Linked DNA regions of Homo sapiens: region 1 is linked to region 2. The links are chromatin loops, found by intact Hi-C in ENCODE. Cell type or tissue: heart left ventricle. All regions are shown on one strand. Each heading gives the region's core, and the rest is flanking DNA. Links, peaks and the distances in the headings are about the cores only. Region 1 has its middle 670 kb from the start of PCDH15. Region 2 has its middle 610 kb from the start of PCDH15.

Evidence for each region. A loop is a pair of places that touch in the nucleus more often than their neighbours do. Peaks named below come from ENCODE experiments on the same cell type or tissue, not always from the same donor. Only the 100,000 strongest peaks of a DNase experiment are listed, where the experiment ranks them.
Region 1: a loop joins it to region 2, with 2.2 times the contacts of the local background. A loop is called at or near these places in 2 of 110 quality-filtered maps.

What each region holds. Positions count from the first base shown.
Region 1 is chr10:55,461,880-55,472,598 of GRCh38, reverse strand. It overlaps a transcript of PCDH15 not described here. Among named protein-coding and RNA genes, the nearest start is that of PCDH15, 670 kb to the right of the region's middle. In heart left ventricle, for the core only: no CTCF peak of the experiment used is centred there; no DNase peak of the experiment used is centred there; H3K4me3 peaks cover 427 bases; H3K27ac peaks cover 1,319 bases.
Region 2 is chr10:55,404,816-55,415,534 of GRCh38, reverse strand. It overlaps a transcript of PCDH15 not described here. Among named protein-coding and RNA genes, the nearest start is that of PCDH15, 610 kb to the right of the region's middle. In heart left ventricle, for the core only: a CTCF peak has its summit at 4,732 (motif pointing right); no DNase peak of the experiment used is centred there; H3K4me3 peaks cover 278 bases; H3K27ac peaks cover 920 bases.

The sequences.
Region 1 (10,719 bases), core at 1,576-9,575, 57 kb before region 2:
AGACTCCGTCTCAAAACAAACAACAAAAAAAAGTTCATGTGTTTTTTCTCCTTTTCAAATGTATATGTTGGATTCTACCTATTATTAGAGTCAGGATTCTGGTAGCCATTCAAAAAAAAAAAAAAAAAAAAAAGCTAATTCAAAACTATGATTCTGAAGAACTCTCTTCCAAATAGCATAGCATTAACATACATAAAATGAAAATTGAAATTAAAAACTAGGAGAAATGTGAAGAAACATAATCATAATGGAAAAACTTATTATTCTCAACATGTTCCTGATTAAGTTGAAAGCATAATTGGCACTGTAGAGAAATCTGAAAAAAATATTTAATTTAAATGGGATATAAGCAAATTTAATAGATACATGCCTTAGATGAGGTTCCTTTAAAAGCAGAGATTAAAAAATTACTTGGCTATAGTTAATTTATTTCAGAGATGATCTCAGAAAGCACAAAGAGAGAGGGAAAGTAAGAGAATGGAGACAAACAGTAGGTTGTACTAACGAGCAAGTTACCACTATGAAAATCTGGAATTCAAATGAACTGAGAACACTCTGAGAAACCCTATTGTAGCCTGCTTCAGAATATCTCACCAGACGATGGGGAAACTGGGCATAAAACCACCATCCTCCTTCCATATTGGCCGTGAGTCACCTTTCACTTTTCCCAGGGCATAAACACATCTAACTTTAGTTTGGCTCATTTGAAATGGGCAAGATCCCCAGGTTACAGCAAAAATAGTCCTGCATATAAGGGGAGAGGCAAAGATTTAAGTAGAAGTTGTGAACTTGGGGAAACTGTATCTCACAGTTGCAAGTAAATGGCAAGGTGGGCGTGGGCAAAGAGACCTTGTTTAGAACATCAATAGCTTCCGCTATAATATTCAGTTATTCAATTTGGAAAAAATAATCTGTTTTCCTGTGTTCACAAACTAACTACCCAACCGAGGCAGGTGGATCACTTTAGGTTGGGAGTTCGAGACCAGACTAGCCAACAGGGATTTAACCAGAATGTGGTTTCATCAGGCCATGGCAGTAATGGAGGGCAATGATATTCCAGATAAAAACATCAAAAACATTACAAATTTTAATCAGTTAATAATATAATGAAAACTCTTTAACAATTAATGTGAACATGAACTGTCCCTGCGTAAACTTAGCCAGTCATGGTTAATGTAGTGATTATACAGTATATGACTTATTCATAAATTATATGATTTTTGTCACATTCTACATTATTCTATTCTTGAAAATGTTGGTTCTTAATAAAAATCTTTCTACAAACTAAAGGCTATTTAATAAGCCCTAATAAACTAAAAGAGCACAACTTTTATACTCATTAAAGTAAAATTAAACTTTGTATATGTGAATCTATAAATTTAGTCAAGAAACTTTAGGGGAAAAAGAGTAACAGTATGAGCTATTAAAACATATTGTTGAGTTGAAAACATATATTCACACTAAAATCAGTACAGATGTTTAAGCAGCATTATTCATAACTACCAAAACTTGGAAACAACCAATATATCGTTTAGTAGGTGAATGGACAAACACACTGTGGTATATCCATATAACAGAATATTATTCAGCATTAAAAACAAATTAGCCATCAAGACATAAAAGGACATGGAGGAAACTTAAATACATATTACAAAGTGAAAGAAGCCTATTTGGAAAGCTACATATTCTAAGATTCCAAACTTCCATATGACATTCTGGAAAAGGCAAATCTATGGAAATAGTAAAAAAAAAAAAAATCAGAGTTTAGGGAACAGTGAGGGATGAGCTGGTGCAGCACAGAGGGTTTTTAGGACAGTGAAAACAACTTTGTATGATAGTCTGATTGTGAATGCATGTTGTTATACATTTGCCCAAACCCATAAAATGTACAACAGCAAGAGTCAACTCTAATGTAAACCGTGCACGTTGGGTGCATTTGACGTGTCACTGTAGGTTTATCAATGATAACAAATGCACCACTCAACAAAGAGATGTTGACAGTAAAAGAGGCTATGCATAAAAGCCTTCTGCATGGAATTGCTATGAACTTAACACCTCCCTAAAAACTAAAGGCAATTTTAAAAAAACTGTTATCAAAGTATACTAATCAAACTATCATGATAATAAATTACTTAAAATAAATAGAAGGAAGAATTTAAGAATATATGGATTTCTGTTCATTTATCAAGCTAATAATGAACTATTTAATAAATGGGTAGGGACAAATACTTGACCTTTTTTTTTTTCTTTTTTGAGAGGGATTCTCACTCTGTCACCCAGGCTGGAGTGCAGTGGCACCATCTCGACTCACAGCAATCTCTGCCTCCTGGGTTCACGAGATTCTGCCTCAGCCTCCGAGTAGCTGAGACTATAGGCCAAACCACCTCACCTGGCTAATTTTTGTATTTTTAGTAGGGACAGTGTTTCACCATGTTGGCCAGGCTGGTCTCGAACTCCTGACCTCAAGAGATCTGCTTGCCTCAGCCTCCCAAAGTTCTGGGATTACAGGCATGAGACACTGCATCTACCAAATACTTAACTATTTAGAGAAAAGAGAAAAAATTAGATTCATATCTGATGTTTTAAGCCATAATATTTTCTAGGTAAAAAAGCAATTACAATATTTTTAAAAAGTGGAAAAAACAAATCCATGAAACACCAGGAGGAAAGATGAATACATACTGCTTTAGTGTAATAATTAGAATATTAAATTTAATATTTAATTTTATATATTGGCTTTTCTAAGTATGGCACAAATACTAAAAACCGTAAGTAACATTATTAAAATTTTGAGAAAATGAAAATTAACAATTTGGGAGATAATGGTTGTGGCAATATAATAAACAGCTGAGATGTAAAATATATGCATACTATTCTTGAAAATTAAATAGTTAAATGAAAACCCCTTAAGTAGAAGTGGAAATCTTGAAAATATTTAACTTTATAGGGATGATAACATTCACAGCATTAATTTTAAGGGGAAAAATAGAACACAAGTTAAATTTCCTTAATGGAAAATAATTATATAAAACTGAGCAATATTCAATAATATTCAATAGCAATATAAACAATGAAGCATATCCTTACAGATTGTAATGAAAACAATTCTAACATACTGGCAAGGGAAACAGCAATGTTTAGAAAAAATTAGAAATGTATTTCTATAAAAATTATTAGTTATTGCTCAGATCAGATATATGCATACATATATACATACATAAATATTTTTCAACAATTTGCTTAAAAATATGGAAAATAATCATAAAGCAGATTGTTGCAAGTTAACGCACAAAAAGCTATAAATATATTTTAATACCTAAATATGGCAAAACCAGGGAAATGTAAATTTTCAATACAGGTGTTAGTTTCTTTCAAGCTACCTGTTGCCTCTGTATTTTGTTTCCTTTTCTCTATTGTATCATCCATAAGCCACTCTTCTTCTGTCCTTGGATTTCAATACTTGTAGATCTGTAGCTCCACCTAATATTTTTTCTGTTTCATTGTTTCTTGATTTTTTGTTTCCTAAAATGACAGCTTAAAACGTTAATTTGATTCCAATTTATCAGATGCTTCTTTTAAAAAAAACACTTTTTTTTCACTATGACAGTTGATGTTTTAACAGCCCATAGTTGATGAACATAAAGCTAATTTTGATAACTTAAAAACAGGATCAAAGCACAATTCCCCAAGCTTTTCAAGAATTAATTAGGTGACAGTGTGTGAAAATAAGAGATAAGTATTATGATTCTTCTCTTGCTTTAAAGCTGGAGATATAGTTCAGGGTAGAATGTTTTTCTTAAATTTGAGCAAGTAAAAAACCCTGTTAATTTGTTAGTACATTAATTGGCTTGAATACCACCTATAAATCTCAAATGAAATTCAAATATTTTTTAAAGCAGGTGTTTTATTATGTTATCACTAAAGACTAAACCTTAGACAAAATCTGTAGCAGAGGATAACAATTAACAATAACCCAAAATGCTTTATTTAGACTGTTCAGATAAACATTTGCTTTAATTACATTATGGTAGATAAAAAAATGTATTTCTATTTTAGAATCAAAGTAAGTTCTATAATCTATGTTTCACAGCAGGAAACAGACCTCAAAACCCATTTTAGCTTTGCAATTTTTCGCCCACAAGTTAAAATTTAAGAATATTGTGGCCTTTCCCTGCAAGGAGGTAGGAAATTTAATGCTACTCAGGAATTAGCTTTCAGCTCAAAATTCCAATCCTAGCTTAAACTATGATTGAAAAGAAATCAAAGTGTTCTAAATTCCATTTTCTACTTTCCTTCTTGTGATCTAATGCCCTAACAACAACGACAACGAAAAGTCACTAGGCAGACTTATCTGAGTTGTAAAAGTTGGGCAACTTTCTAGGAATGATTTTAGTGTTCTCTGAGGAAGCACATTCCTAGGAATAAAGCTGTTTGAACATATTTCTGTCACTAACTTTTCCCCCCTGCTCTTGAGAAACTGCTTGTTTACTAACACATTTCTGACAATTCACAAATATCCACATTTATTCTTTGAGGATATGATTCTCTCAGTTAAGAAACGACCATCGGGTGGATGGAAGGAAGTCCTGGCAGACCAGTTTTAATTCTTTTTTTTTTTTTTTTTTTTTTTTTGAGACGGAGTCTGGCTCTATCGCCCAGGCTGGAGTGCAGTGGCGCGATCTCGGCTTACTGTAAGCTCCACCTCCCAGGTTCAAGCAGTTCTCCTGCCTCAGCCTCCGGGAGTAGCTGGGACTACAGGTGCCCGCCTCCACTTCCGGCTATTTTTTTTGTATTTTTAGTAGAGACGGGGTTTCACCCTGTCAGCGAGGATGATCTCGATCTCCTGACCTCATGATCCGCCTGCCTTGACCTCCCAATGTGCTGGGATTACAGGCGTGAACCACCACGCCCAGCCTCACTTTTAATTCTTAGTCAAACTTGTTGCTCTTTTTCTGATAGCTTTGTTCATGTCTGAGAGACAATTGGAGTTTAAAATATCCTGCTTATTTCTGCCATTCTCTTACTGGAACTTAAATATGGTTTAACTAACAGTGATAAAATATGGCTAACATCCATCCCATGACATTAAAATATATAATTAAACCTGTAGAGAGTGAAGGTTTATAAAATATTCATTTTGTAGATATTTTGGTCTCAAATTAATCATTAAAAGAATAAATCTCCAACCAGGGCAATGCCCTAGTTAAAAAAAAAAAAAAAAAAAAGTCAGGCCAAGATCAGGCTTTTCTTTTCCTCCTGTTTCCTTTTCCTCTCATGGGAGTGAGTGTACAGCAACTCTGTCTCTGCTCCAATCTTGCTGCCAGGAACACAGTCTTACTGAACTAGCCTCAGCCTGCCTTTTTTCTTTTCCTGTTTTGGTTTTTGATTTCATTTTATTTGCTTGGATTTTTGTTTGTTTCAAACTGGGGCATTGCCCTAGCTAGAGATTCATTCTTTTATTGAATAACTCATAAATTAATACCTATAATTGAGGAACTCTCCTTGAGGGTGTACTCAATCCCTGGGAATGACAGATACGCCTATAAATAACTAAACTTGAGCAAAACAAGGGTGATGTGAAATATGTCCTGAGAGCCAGTAGATAGAGCAGCCTGAAAGGCTCCCAGTGGATAGATCAGGGAGCATTCAGTATGGGCAAGAAAGGGAAAAAGAGCACATCTCTGAAAAAAGACTATTTTCTCTCTTGGCAGATATAAATAGGTGTGCTGTGTTTTGGGTAATACACTTGACAAAGATTGCCCATAGTGGGAGACGCTAGAAAGAAGTAGGGAGAATAAGAGTGGAAAAAGGGTCTGGGGAGAATGGGAACTGTTTTCTTTTTTCCCCGTTATATTCTTTCCTAGGTGATTTCAGTTCCTTCCTGTATCTTCCATGGTCATCTCTATGTGAGTGATTTTCAAGTCAGCGTTTCGATGCCAGACGTTTCTCTTGAGTCCTTCTTCTCCATTCCAATTTTTCTTATCTTCTATTTTTATTCTAATTTGACCAGGGATTAGCTGTATAACTTGAGCAATTCCCTTACAAATTTTACACATTTCCTCATCGGCAAAATGGTAGTTACCACTTCATATGTTTTTATAAAAATTAAGTGAGTCAGCGGATGTAGGCGCTGAAAGTGTTTAATATGTAGTAATTGATTAACAAATGTAACCATTATTATTATTTATTTATTGTGGATCATCACATAATATTTCTGCTACCTCCAATTAGATATTAAACTCCTTAAATAAAATGAATTATCTCTATATGATCTATGAATTTTAACATAAAAGTTAGGCCAAAGTAGATATCTGATAGATTATTGATAGGTTTTATTTATGTTAATTAAGCTGTCTCTAGTATACTTTGATTTTCAGTTTTGATATGTGACTTATTTTTCAGGTTGATTTTCATCACTTCATCCATGTTTGTAGTTCACCGAATTAGGAAATAAATGATATAAATAGTAATCTCTGTGCATATTTTCGTATTGGCTGGCTCCCCATTAATGATGAGCTCCAGAGGGCAGGTATTCTAGAGGTAATCATTATACCCCCACTGTCTAAGGAAAGGCAGAGCTCACAGTAGGCATGTAATAAATGTATACAATGAAGTTCATTCAGTGACGCTGATATCGTAAAAGCAGTGACAAGTTTTTTCCCCTCAGAAAATGTAAGGTAACTGATTTGTAGATGTTAGAATTTTCTTGTATTACATTATTTTAAATATGAAATACCATTGAATAGCATGGATTTTACATCGTATTAATTTTACTTTCACTTAAAAGATCCTTTGACAAACTGTTCTCTATATTAGGTAAAAAATCAATGTCAGAGAAAGAATTATGTTTTGTTGATGTACCACCTACATCTAGGAATGTTTCTGGTAGCTCCGGGCAAATACTCAAGACAATGTGATACTATATAGTAAATCTGTGAACTTGAGCAATGCTCAAGTTTATATCTTGACATATGAGAGATGATATACTTCTCCTAATTATTTCTAGACACCTCTACTTCCCATAAAAGTGGTTTTTATCTCTGGGTGCACATCAGAATCACAAGGGAAGCTTTCAAATTAAATAAGACTGATGAAAAGGGGCTGGCATTGGTACATTTTAAAAGCTCTGCCATTGGTCCTAGTTGCAGCCAGGTCTGAGAACCACTGCAGTACACACCAGTACTCTCTCTGGCTAATCTCCAGTACAATACACCTGTGCATGTACCACCCAGTGCAATTTACGCAATAGTCCTGGGAACTCCTCTAAATTATTAAACAGGTTCCACAATAAAGGAACCTATTCAAAACCAGTTCCAACCTAAAGAAATACTGCCTCCATACTGTTTTGGACTCAAGAATGCCACTCAACACTTCTGTGGGTCTCCAGCCTGTTAGCCTACCCTGCAGATTTCAGACTGCCAGCCCTCATGATCCTGTGAGTCAATTTCCTAAAATCAGTCTCTGTGTGTGTGCATACACACCCTGTTGGTTCGGAAGAATACTCATACACCAGCTTTACATCTGTGTTTCCAAGATGAGTTTAAAAGTCAGTTTGCCATCTAGTAGTCAGATCCACAACAGGGTTTGCATTTACCCGGCACTAGTTTAAAGGAACAGACCTTTCAAGGTCTCCCTCTTCTTACAAGCACTGTTTTTTTGTTGTTGTTTGTTTGTTTTGTTTCTTTTTTTTTTTTTTCAATTTAAGCATCACCACATTACCCTTATTACCAATTTGTAAATTGTGAAAATATCAAGGATGGGCACAAGTAGGGTTAAAATGAAATAAAGTGCTTAAGTACAATATGACTACCTTGGAGCTAAAGGAAATTTTTATCATTGTTACTTCTCCCAATATACTGTTGCATATATATATACACACACATAAGTATATATATATACACATACATATATATACATATGTATATATATACACACACACACACATATATATATATATATATATATATATATATTTACTCCCATTTACTGTTTTAGGCCATTTTTACAGTGTTTGAACTAAGAATACATCTTTATTCAGTTGCCTCTGGAATAGAGGTGGTGATTTCCACTTTCAAACACCCATGCAAAGCAATGTGAGTGCTAAAACCTCCTCGGTGGACCCAGGCCATCTTCCTTGCCATCTGTTGCTCAGGTGCTCTGGGGAACCTATCTTCTTTTTTTTCTTTCATTGTTTTCCTTATTGTTCTCACTCACAGTGGCATTTACATTTTTATTAAACTACAAAATGACAATATAAATGTAAACAACTTCTTGGAGGAAAAAAAATGGTTAGTCGTAACAGTATTGCACAATCTCAATTCATCTTTATGATGTTTCTCAGCATCATTGTTCTGATGTTCTGATCATTGTTCTGACGTTTTGAGTTATGTCCCTAGTACACTTAGTGATGTGTATACTATATTGCAACAATGATGATTAAACAAAACAACATTGGTTGATCCGACTCCCGGTAGGGAGAGTCTTCTGTTTATGTGTCAGTACTCCTTTTCTTTTCTTCTTTCCCTTTCTTTCCTTTTCTTTCTTTCTTTCTTTCTTTCTTTCTTTCTTTCTTTCTTTCTTTCTTTCTTTCTTTCTTTCTTTCTTTCTCTTTCTTTCTTTCTTTCTCTTTCTTTCTTTCTTTCTTTCTTTCTTTCTTTCTTTCTTTCTTTCTTTCTTTCTTTCTTTCTTTCTTTCTTTCTCTCTCTCTCCCTCTCTTTCTCTCTCTCTTTCTTTCGTCTCATTCTGTTACTCTGTCACCCTATCTCATTTAATAATTAATTAATTTAAATTATTACACTTGTTGAAGCCCAGGGAAAAGGACAAATATATTGTTATACTGATCATACGAGGCTGCTGATGTGATTGAGTTTGACGCAGTTGAAAAATGTAATGCTGAAGTTAAGACTAAGTAAGTACAATACATTTAGTAGCATGGCTTTCTCCAACAGTTTATCCTTCAGTGTCACATACATTGGGCAGTGGCGTGATCATGGCTCACTGCAGCCTGCACCTACTGGACTCAAGTGATCCTACCACTCTCAGCCTTTCTCTGTAATCTCTTAGATTACAGGTACATACCACTGCACCTGGCTAATTTATTTTTATTATTTTTTTTTATAGAGACAAGGTTTTGCTTTGCTGCCCAGATTGGTCTTGAACTGCTGGGCTCAAGTGAGCCTCCTTCCTCAGCCTTCAAAATGCCAGGATTACAAACATAAGCCACTGTGCTCGGCCTTCCATTTTTTGTTATGCCTCATAGGCTAGAATACATATCATCATGGAATAAAATATCTACAGGATGATATACATTATGGTAGATTTCTTATCAGTATAACTCTAGTCATTCTAGCATATGGAGTTAAAATATGATTGCTTTATTCATATTGTTCTAGAAAATTGCAATAATCCCATTCAGTCTGAAATTATTAAATCATACTTCAGATCATTGCCAGGTTTCAGCTTTTTGTTTGTTGGTTGGTTGTTTTTGTTTTTTTTTTTTTCTCTTGGATCCTGACCTTTCCTATATTTTATTTTCAATTGCAATCACCCACTTGTTTGCTCATCTTTGTTCACATACAAAGAGATTAATGTGGCTGATGTACAGTGTGCACTTTGCTTCAGATCAACACATAATACATAAAACATTTATACACAATCAGAATAAAGGCAGAGCCACTTCAAAATTCTTCTTTATTAAAAACAAGCTTCTACTGGGGGAAAATGATGCACACTTTATATTACTTGTGATTCTCAAAATATTTTGGATTTAGTATAACATATACCCTTTGCATTTACTGCAGTTGGCAAACTCAGCAACCTTCAAGGCTTATTAAATTTGTTGAAACCTAAGGAAAAGGACAAAAATATTGTTGTATTGATCACACAAGGCTGCTGATGTAATTAAGTTTGACCCAATTGAAAAAAAGTAATGCTGGAGTTAAGACTAAATAGGCACAATATATATAGGAACATGGCTTTCTCGAACAGTTTAATTTTCAGTGTTACATACATTTCCTTTGGATTCATACTGTTTAGCAACCTGTGAGGACAATTTTACTAATGAACATAACTATGAATGCTTTAAAGCAACAATGGAAACATTGATACTCCTTGCCATACTCAGAAGAAGTTATAAAATTTCCTGGCCAGAAAAATGTCTTATGCTCCAATTCTCTTTAAGTTGTTACTTTCTAAAATGAGTGAAAGGAATTTGAAAGTTTTATTTGTGCATTGTATGTGTATAATGTACTATGAGAAAAATCCAGAAGGACCTGTGGTTTATTTGACCAAAAGGATATTAAGTTCCCTGAATTAAGGAAAACTGAATGTGATTTGTAACCCAAGTTTGGTCATATAAATGAATACATCGTAACGACATGAACATATATGTCATAGATTATTACAAAAATTCACTGAATTTGGAAATATATATGAAACTCTGTACTATATATTTTATGTCCATAAAAATGCATTATACTTATCAATTAGTAAGTGGTTAGACCTGTGGGAGTCAAGCTAGGTAAACTAATATCTATTTACCCTTGTCTCATATTGTAAAAAAACCCCACAAAACCACGACTCTTTCACAGCCATAATGAAGGTGGTCTTGACCATTAATGGGTGTGACCGAATTCTCTAAAGTTGGTAGTGGCATAGTAAGGATGTTTCTATGGTAAAATAGTGAATGCTTCATTAGAGACAAACAGTAATTTCAACCAG
Region 2 (10,719 bases), core at 1,039-9,038:
TTTGAGAAATGAGATTATCATAATCAGAAATGGAGAAAGGTGTCCAATTGTAAAACGTCCTTTTATCTCCTCTAGTTTTAAATCTCAGTATTTGGAATGTCAAATACTTTTTCCAATGGATCCTAAAATAGACTATATTGGGCAATTTTCTGTTTATTATATGACCAAGGAAAAAATTAAAAAGGATTATTTTAGCAGTGCTCTGATAGTTTATAAGGCAGTAGACAGTCTGTAGGATTTCTACTCTGAAATATAAAGAACATATTGCAACAAGAAGAGATTCATCTCTGGAATACAAGGTTTATGTAACATACACAAATAAATTAATGTAATACACCACATTAACAGAATGAAAAAACTACATAATCATTTCAATAAGGGCCAAAGAGCATTTGATAAAGTTTCACATCATTTCATAATAAAGTCTCTTGTTAAATTAGGCACAAAAGGAAACTCCCTCACCTTAATAAAGGCCATTTATAAACATCTTACAACTAACATAATCAATGGGAAAGCATTTCCTCTAAGATCCAAAACAAAAAACAAGCATGCCCATTTTTGTCACTTCTACTGAACATAGTGCTAGATACTAGCAAGAACAATTAGACAATAAAAATAAATAGAAGGCAACTAAATCAGAAAGGAAGAAGTAAAACTATCCTTATTTGCAGATAACATAATCTTATATGTAGAAAACCCTAAAGACTCTATACACAACACACACACACAGACACACACACACACACACACACACACACACACACCCCTTGTTAGAAATAATATATGAATTCAGTAAAGTTACAGGACACAAAATTAACATATAAAAATCAGGTGCATTTCTTTACACCAATAATTATCTATCTAAAATGAAATCAGTAAAACAATCTCATAATAGCATCAAAAAGAATAAAATATTTATTAATACATTTAACAAAGGGAATGAAACATTTGTACACTGAAAACTGTAAAGCATTGAGAATTAAATTGAAGAATACATAAATAAGTAAAAACGTATTCTGTGTTCATGGAAGAATTAATACTACTATAATGTCTATGCTTACCCAATGTGATATCCAAATTCAAAATAATATTCAAATTTAATGCAATTCCTTTCAAAATTTCAGTGGCACTAGAAATAGAACTGATGGGTGAAATGAATCGTGGATTTTTTATTTTGAACATTAAGAACTACTCTTCATCGGGTTGTACTACTACTACTTAGCAGTAATGTATGAGTATACCAACCTACACACCTAATACTATAGTGGTATTTGGTTCTTCGTCATTCTGAGTTGGCTTTTTAAATTTAACCTATTTTCTATCCTCTTAATGACAAAGCATACTTAAATACAAAGGCACACTTTTAATGAGGCAAGATAACATTGTTAAGAAAAAAATTTTATGATTTTAAAATTAAATACTGTGAAGCCATTGTTCATTATTTAGGATTTTAAAAAACTTTTTCCTATTTTAAAATATATTATTAGGGATAAAAATATGCTGAAATACATTTTTTCTAATAAACTGTTATAATATTATCTTACTCTTATATCTGTGCAATATTTCCTATTACATGTCTTGAACAAATGCACACACAAAGACATGGTTATTTTTGACTGCATATATATATGAGCTAATGAGCTAACTTCAAAGTGGGATAGAAACTTGACCACTCTTCATTCAATATGTGATTTTTATTTTATTCAGTTTTCTCTAACCTAAAAAAAATATTTCCGAGCTAACTTGTATTCAGAAATTGAAGAGATTTCTGAGATTAAAAAGTGTGTTAAGATGCAATCCAACACTTGCTTATAAAGACACATTTTAACCTGAAAAATGCTTTGTATATCATTTAATATCCAAAATTTACTATAGCATTTTTGTGAGAAACAAAAGGAAATACTGTAAAATGTATCGTTTATTTGAATAACTGAGTCTCTTTTGTTTAAAGTTGAAAAAAATACATAGATAGATATATAAATCCAAATATATAGAATTTTTACTAGTATAAGTCCCCTTCTATTTTAGAGCAGACTTCGTCTATTCCCTTTAAATGTAAAAGTTGTCTATCATAGACCTTTTAGAAAAGTCTACACTTGGAACATAGAAGCATCCTAATAAAATTCACTTATATAGTCCTTTAAAATATGCTAAACATTTTATTTAAAATATTTAAAATATGCTAAATATTTTATTTCTACAGCATAAAGTCCATGAAAAGAGGAATCTTTATCCCTTTTTTTTTATTGCCAGGATTTGAAAATGTGGAACAAACAATAAGTGCTCAACAAATATGTGAATAAATGAATAAATGTAAATTAATTTTAATTCCTATCAGATTTATAATAATTGGTAGAAGGCATTTATATTCTTAATAAATATTTTTAATCTTCTGCTGGGTAAGAATTATATAAATAGTGGTATTAACATATACCCTATATGTGTTTTACAAACTAAACTAGTTTTTCATAAGATTTAGTTTATTCATTAATGATGCATATGTTAGATGACGGTCATCATTTATAATAATGTATGAATCTCCTGCAGCTTCAGGGTAACTAGTGGTTTTGTTTATTCTTTCAATTATACAGACACAGTTGCAGTTCAATTTGCCGTGTGTGTGTGTGTGTGTGTGTGTGTGTGTGTGTGTGTGTGATTATTGTTGAATTAATCTTTTGTCAGGAATGAAACTTAGAGAGATGTATGCAGCAACGTGTACTCCCAAAGTAAATATGGCTGAAATTTTCTCAAACAATACTGAAAATTTCAGGAACATCTCGTATTATTCTGGTTCTCTAATATTTTTGTCTTCATAGCTATTGAAATAGTGCAAAAATCATAAAATATTTTTAGAGTTTTGTGTTAACCTCTCAAGTGTTCTTTTGTATTCCAATGTTTTTTCCATTTTATTAATCCCTCTACCTTATACTTTAGCCATTCTTTATATAATTTGATCTCCCTAATACTTTGCTTTTCTTTTAAAAAATACTTTATTGTGCCATTCATAATTTGAAACCAGTCTTCCTTTTAAGATTTCTCTCAGGGTACTTCTTTTATGTTCACTACCTAGCCACACTCCCCACTCTACTCTATTGCACATATGCAGGCATGCTTTTGTCTATCAAGCATTCTAGGTACAGTTTCTAAGGCCTGTTAACTTACCTAGACCTACAAAAACATGGGAGATGTCAAGAGAATATTGGCCACAGAGGTTTTTTTAAAAAGGAAAAATCAAAGTCAACATTTATCTAAATTTCTAAAAAATTATTAATTGTATGCCAACTAGTCAACTGCATCTCAAATCCCCTCCATTCAGTGAGAGACCCAGATACAGCTTAATAGTTACTTGATGTGTGATGGAACTTGCAAACTAAGAAGCTCAGTCCAAGAATTTCATAAAGCCCTCATCCGTTTGATTCTTTTATGCTGCTCTGATGTTTTCACATTTGCCCCTCTGATCATCATTCTCTTTCTTCTTCTTTGTAAACATTTCCAGCCCCTCCAGTCTCAAACATCGCAGATTGTAAAATGTTTTCTATATTTCTAAATAGCCAATCATTCCCACTGGGATTTCACAGTTTATCTACCTATCTATATATAATATCCTTGCATCTATCTATCATTTATATGTCTATCTTAATTTATCTTGTTTTTCTGTAATTATTAATTTTGCAGCCTCTATAGTTTACCTAACTGCAGGATTATCTGTGAAGGAGACACAAATTATGCCTAAGACATAATAGATTCATCACTTATTTACAGAATTAATCAATGACAATTTACTGCTTTCTCTTTGACTAAGCCATCAGTTACATCTGACTTACACAGTGGATAATTGAAGAAAATCTGTTTCGTAGTCAATTTACCTCTAAGGATGTAGTAGAATATATTGAAAACTAGTGTAAACTGACCAAAAATTAGGTTGCAGAATTTAAAGAAAATACTATATGAATGACATCTTAATGCATTTTCATAGCCACTGGGAAAAAAATACTTGATAAGGCAAATAGTAGTTTAGGGGCAGAAGTGTTAACTATGCCTTGGAGAGAGTATACCCTAATTATTACCCAAGTAGTAGTAATAGTAGGAATAATTTTTCTTGTTGTTTTGCTATTTATTACTAAAAGAAACATGGTATATTACATATAATTGGTAATAATATTTGTTAATTTTAGTTCACAATTATAGTAAATATAAATTATTTATTGAATCTGTTTTGTGCTGGGTATTATGATAATCAGTCTAAAAAGATAATGTCATTTTCTTTGATTTAATTATTCTAGCAGCACTGGGCACAGTTTTACAGCTGAATAAACTAAGATGTAGAGACTTTAACTTAATTATACAAGGAAGGAGGAAAGGAAAGATTCCACTAGTGTTTCTAAATTCAAATCCGGTATGATTAACCACCTAAAATTGCTACACTAAGGACATGAAATCCTGTTTTTCTTCATCATTTCTTTAATCTTATTTTCTTCCTTTCTTCAATTCCACCTTCATTACTCCCAATTTTATTAAAATTGCTTATAAAATAGTAAGTATTCACTCTATTCAGTGCTTGGATTTTTTTTCAGTAAAGGCACATTCAAAGTAATAACTGAACACTGGGAGGGTGCCTACTTGAAGGGCCTGTGAGACCAGCAGCAATAATGCGTACATGTCTAGTAATAGCCCTAGAAAACGCAAACACCGGCTTGAACATGGGGAAATGGGACTGGGAGTGGCACAAGAGGTCACTGTTGCTGCTTCCTTGTCTGACATTTGGGAGGAGTTAATTACTGAGCAGCAGTTGTTTTCTCAGCAGACAGCCTCCAGAAAGCAAAGCTGGCAGGCCTGCTTTCCAATAATAGCCACTGATCCAGCCATTGTTTGGCACAATGAACCAAGCTCTCTGCTCCGGGAAATGTTTCATTGTATTATCTGGGATTTCTTCCAGCATGGATCCCATCAGAGAGAATTGCTTTATCATATTATTTTTGACTGACGGGGGTAAGACTCCAGGTTTTGCTTTTCTAAAAATTATCCTGCAGCAAATCAGCTTTGATTACGGATAGAATTTACAAAGCTATTTATTCTTCGTCTCATTCCCCAGTCTCAGGAACTCCAGAGTGAAATCCAGTATGATATCAGATTATGTGGTATCTCTTAACTTCCAGCTTCTAAACCTGTCTGAAGACTTAGGAAAAAAAATTAATGAAGATTCACTCATGTTATTTCACTTAAAAGTGAACCTATTCCAGCTGGCCTCCTTCTCAGTCCTAGGAAAGCCAATACAGTGTTCAAATATGATCAAGAAAATTCACATTATATTTCTAAAAGTGAGTTACAGCTTATATTAATGGCTTTATGTGATATGTAATTTTTGGAGCAAAACAAACATTTATGTAAGTACCTAATAGGGAGAGTTAAAAAAATCAGCTATAATAATAACAATAATAATAACAAAAGCATAATAGTTATCCCTTATTTAATACTCACTATATACCAAGCTGTGCTAAGCCCTTTAAACACATTTTCTAAAATTATCTTCAAATAACCCTAAGAGGTAGGAAATATCATTTCAGTTTTTGTTTAAAACCCACATTCAGAGAGTTGAGTTAATTATAGCCTTCAGTTCTTAGTTCCTATCATGATTGGCCTGTAAGCACAAATTTCTCTTTTTTATTAGGTACGCGTATTTAATATGTTCCTCCTTTCCAGTCCCCATGTTCATTCTTTGCTTTCTCAAGGGCAAATTAGTACTTTAATGTCTTAATATATGTCCCTGGATGTGCACATATTTACATAACTTTGCTAAATACACAGAGCTGTGTATGTTTTTACTTTCTGTAACTGCTATTTGCTATAGATTTTTCTTTTCTATTTTTTCAGCACTATATTTTAACCATCTACTTATGGTGCTGAATGCATATCTATTTTGTTGTTTCTAACCACTGAACGGTATGGTGATCTACCATATGAGCACCCACTTGCATGAAAGGTAATTTTGGCTGGCGTGTTGAATAGAGGAGAATCAGGGAAACAAACAAACAAAAAAGCCCACTGAAGTATTTCAAGTTACAAAGAAACATCATTTGTACCTTACTGGCTTTTCAGTGAAAATCATAAAAATAGGCCAGATTCTGCATATGTTTTGAGTGATTTCATGATTGGACAGTAACATGAGAGACAAAAACAGGAGTCAAAGATGATGCCAGGGTGCTGGGGCTGAGCATGTAAAAGAATGGAGTAGTCATCAGATGAGGTGGAGACAGTAGCAGATGAAGCAGGTTTGGTGGGTTCACTAGGGGTGCTACCGGGGCAATGTGAAATCTGAGGCACTTTTTATGTATACACATAGAGATGTGAGTGGGCAGTTGATGTTCAAGTGTGAAATTCAGGAGAGAGGTCTTAGCTGAACTTAGGCATTTTGGAGTCACTGATCTATTGAACACACCTACAGTGAGATGTGTTCAATTACTGAGAAGCACCTAGGACAGAATCCTGAGATACTTCAACATTAACAAGTGGTACAAATCAAGAGATTCCAGTAAAAAAGACAGAGTGTCAAGTGAATTAGGATAAAAACATAATGCCAAGTAAAGAAAAAAAACTTTTAAAAGGAGATGGTGATACACCATGCCAAATATTTCTTATAGATTAACAAGCAGAGAGCTTAAAATTGTCCATCGGGTTTGTCATAGTGCAGATCATCCATGACTTAGATAAGATGAGCTTTAGTGAAGTGATAGCAAGGAAGTCTGATCATAGAGTTGTAAGAGGGAATGAGACTAGACGAAACTACTTAAAAATGGTGATTTCCAGTATGTTAATCACTCTGCATTTGTGATAGCTGGGGGTAGAGTAGCATATGTGTCCATTCTTAGAGCATATGTACATATTGTATACCATTTTTAAATTTCTGGCATAAATCTTACTTCAATATTTTAATGTGATTTTGAATATAGTTAGTATTTGATTTGGGCTTCTCAAATTTATGTTCTTGAGCAAATTGAGCCTGTGTTTTCCTTTGTCTCATATTGTTCTTTACCAAATTTAGAATCAAGGTTATGACAGGGCCAGGTGCCTCATGCCTGTAATTCCAACACTTTGGGATGCCAAGGCAGGAGGATCACGTGGTCAGGAGTTCAAGACCAGCCTGGACAATATGGTGAATCCCCGTCTCTACTAACAATACAAAAAATAGTAGGGCGTGGTGGCAGGTGCCTGTAGTCTCAGCTACTCGGCAAGCTGAGGCAGAAGAATCGCTTGAACCCGGGAGACAGAGGTTGCAGTGAGCCGAGATCGCACCACTGCACTCCAGCCTCAGTGACAAGTGAGATTCCATCTCAAAAAAAAAAAAAGAAAAAAGAATCAAGGTTATTTTATTTTAGTCATAACATGAGTTAGTGGTTTTCTATCTCTTTCTGTTTTCTGCAGCAAAAGTTGAACATTTGGTAGAACTTAACTGTAAAATCATTGGGTTCTGTGATGGCAAGTTATTGGTTACCATCTTGGTATCTTTATGGTTAGTGTTGGAGAGCACATTTTTGGTGCCTCTGTGAGATCTCCTTTGATCCCTTTTTGCAGCTTACATGTTCTCCTCCACCTACATCCTGTATGAATTGCTGCTAATTACTTGTCCTTGAGACTTAGAGATGATAGCCTTTGGTCAAAAGGCCTTGTTGAAGTCTTAGCTTAAGATAAGAGACTATTCAGATTCTTTATTTCTTCATGCATCCATTTTCAGATTTTATACTTTTCCAGAAATTTAGGAATTGTTGCCTTCTCCTTTCTAAGAAATGCGTCTTATAAGTAATCAGTACACATGCTTGTGTGTGTTTGTGCATGTGTTTGTGTGCATGTGCATATATGCATGCACTTTGGAGGTTGACTAGTGAGGCTCACTGGCCAGAAGTCTGCCTGTAAATCCTCATAACTGCTTGATGCATCAGATCTTTTCCCTGCTGGAGAAAATCTCCCCTAAGATTCACATTAATCTTTGTTGATAGAGACTTAGAGAGGTTTAAGAATGATAGACAGGAAGCTTGATAGATGAAAGAAGTTAGACGATAGTTTTTCAAGCAATTCTCATCTTGTGAAGGCTGTTTTTCATGTGGAAAAGAGAAGAGTCTATAATACTTCTCCATCTCTCTATGTAAAGGACATCAGGCAGTATTTACCCATTTGAACTCTAGTTTTTATCCCTGTCACTACCAAAAGGACATTGCTCCAGACATTCCCTACTCTTTTTCTTGTACATCATCAATTATTTTTCTGATGTGAGATCATCCAAGATGTACGAATATACAGTTATTTTTTCTAAGTTAAAAAAGGAGGTATTCCCTCGACCAATCTTGGCACGTCGGTTGCCTTCACATATCTCTGTTCACATTTTCTACAAAACCATCCATGTATCTTCAGTTCCTCAACACTCTTTCTCTCCTACACGTCTCCAATCAGGCTTTCATTGCTACCAGTTCACTGAAGTTCATCATGTCAAGGCCATAGATGATCTGCACTTTGACAAATTCAATGGTCATTTTAAGCTCTCAGCTTGTTAACCTATAATAAACATTTGGCATCGTGTATCACTATCTCCTTTTTTAAAAAAAGAATTACTTTCTTTACTTGGCATTATGTTTTTATCCTAATTAACTTGTCACTCTGTCTGTTTTACTGGAGTCTCTTGTTTTATACCACTTTTTAATGTTGAAGTATCATAGGATCGTGTCCTAGGTATTTCTCAGTTATTGAACACACCTCACTCTCCTGTCAGTCTCATGCATTTCAAGGCTTTAAATACCATTCATAGGTCAGTGACTCCAAAATACCTATGTCCAGCTCAGACCTCTCTCCTGAACTCCACACTTGAACATCCAGCTGCCTACTCCTGATCTCTATGTGGATACCTAAAAAGTGCCTCAAATTTAACATTGCCCTGGTAGCACCCTCAGTGATACCAACAAAGCTGGTACATCTGCTATTGTCTCCACCTCATCTGATGACTACTTCATGCTGTTACATGCTCAGTCCCAGTACCCTGGCATCATCTTTAACTCCTCTTTTTGTCTCTCATATGTAACTAGCCCATTATGAAATCTCTCAAAATATTTTTAAAATCTGGCCAAATTTATCATTTTCACTGCAAAGCCAGTAAGGTACAAATGATGCTCCTTTGTCACTTGAAATATTTCAGTGAGTTTTTAATTGGTTTCCCTGGTTCTCCTCTACTCAACACACCAGGCAGAATAACCTTTTATACAAGTGGGTGTTCACTTTAGTTGTCTCTTCAAAAATAAGTTATCTGTCCCCTTTTCACTCTTGGTAAAAGCTACAGTCCTCTCATGCATACAGGATCGTATGCTTTTTTACCCCTGTTATTTTACTGACCTCATCCCCTGCTATTCTCCTGCAGGAACTCTAGCCTCTTTTCCATTACATGAACATATTTGGGTACTCTGCTGCTTTATGCCTTTTTTTTTTTAGATGGGAACATGCTGCCAACTAGATAGCCACATGACTAAAAATCTATCATCACTTCCTTCAAATCTTTGCTCAAATACAATTTTCTCATCGACACTGACTCTGATTACTTGATTTAAAATCAAATATTTCCACTTCTACTACTAGAACACCCTATTAAACTTACCTGGATCCTTTTTTTTTTGCATAACATTTGTAAGCTTCTAACATTAAAAATAACTTTCTTGCTTATTATGTCTGTTTGTATTGTCTGTGTACCACTACTAGAATTAGGAGCTCCATAATGGCATGGAATTCTCAGTATGTTCTGTCTGCAGAGGTTTTCGAGTAGTGTGGAAAATACTTTTATGGTAGATGTACAATAAATATCTGTTATATAAATAAAGTTTCTTATATATTTAGTTATACTTTATAAATTCTGAAGTTACATCTTTTCTTTGAAGTGCATATCATTCTAATTATAGAAATACAAATTATGTTAAAACACCTTTTGTAATTAGTTGCATGTTAATTCCAAAGATACTCACTATATGTTAATGAGCTTAGAACACTACAAAAAATTATACAGAGGCAACTTCCATTTAAATTTGAAGTAAATAGATAAATGATTTAAGTTAGAAAAGGCAAAGGCTGAAAAGATGACACATATGAGTGATGTTAAAAGACAGGTATTTAAAGCCAAAGAAGTCTTTCATAGATAAAGATTACTCCTTTATATTATGACAGAATACTACACATTATCTTTAATTACATGACATTAAATTGTATATATATATATATATATATCTGTTACCTCACACTACATATACACATATGCATAAATTGGCATGTGGGTATTGTGTGCATAGATATATTTATATTCATTAATGAGATATATATCGCTCTATAGAAAATACATAATTCATCCACATATTTGGTAGGTACTTCCAAAACATCATTTTTCTATCTTTATGACTTATATTTTATGCCCTGATTCCAAAATAGTGTGGCAATATAATCTTTTTCATTGGTTGTTTATTCATGTGTGCTAAGTTCAAGTTCAGAACATATTTCTGAACATTTCTGTTCAATTAAGTACCACTTTCTAAAGGTCAACTGTAAGCTAATTAGGTGGAAGAAGACTTGTAGTTCATAAATGACCTCATATGACTTCAGATATATTTGATGATATTTGGTTCACTTAGATAACTAGTTGTATCAGCATGCTGATTAAATATAAATATGTAGACTTCTTTAGGCTTTTATTTAGGTTTA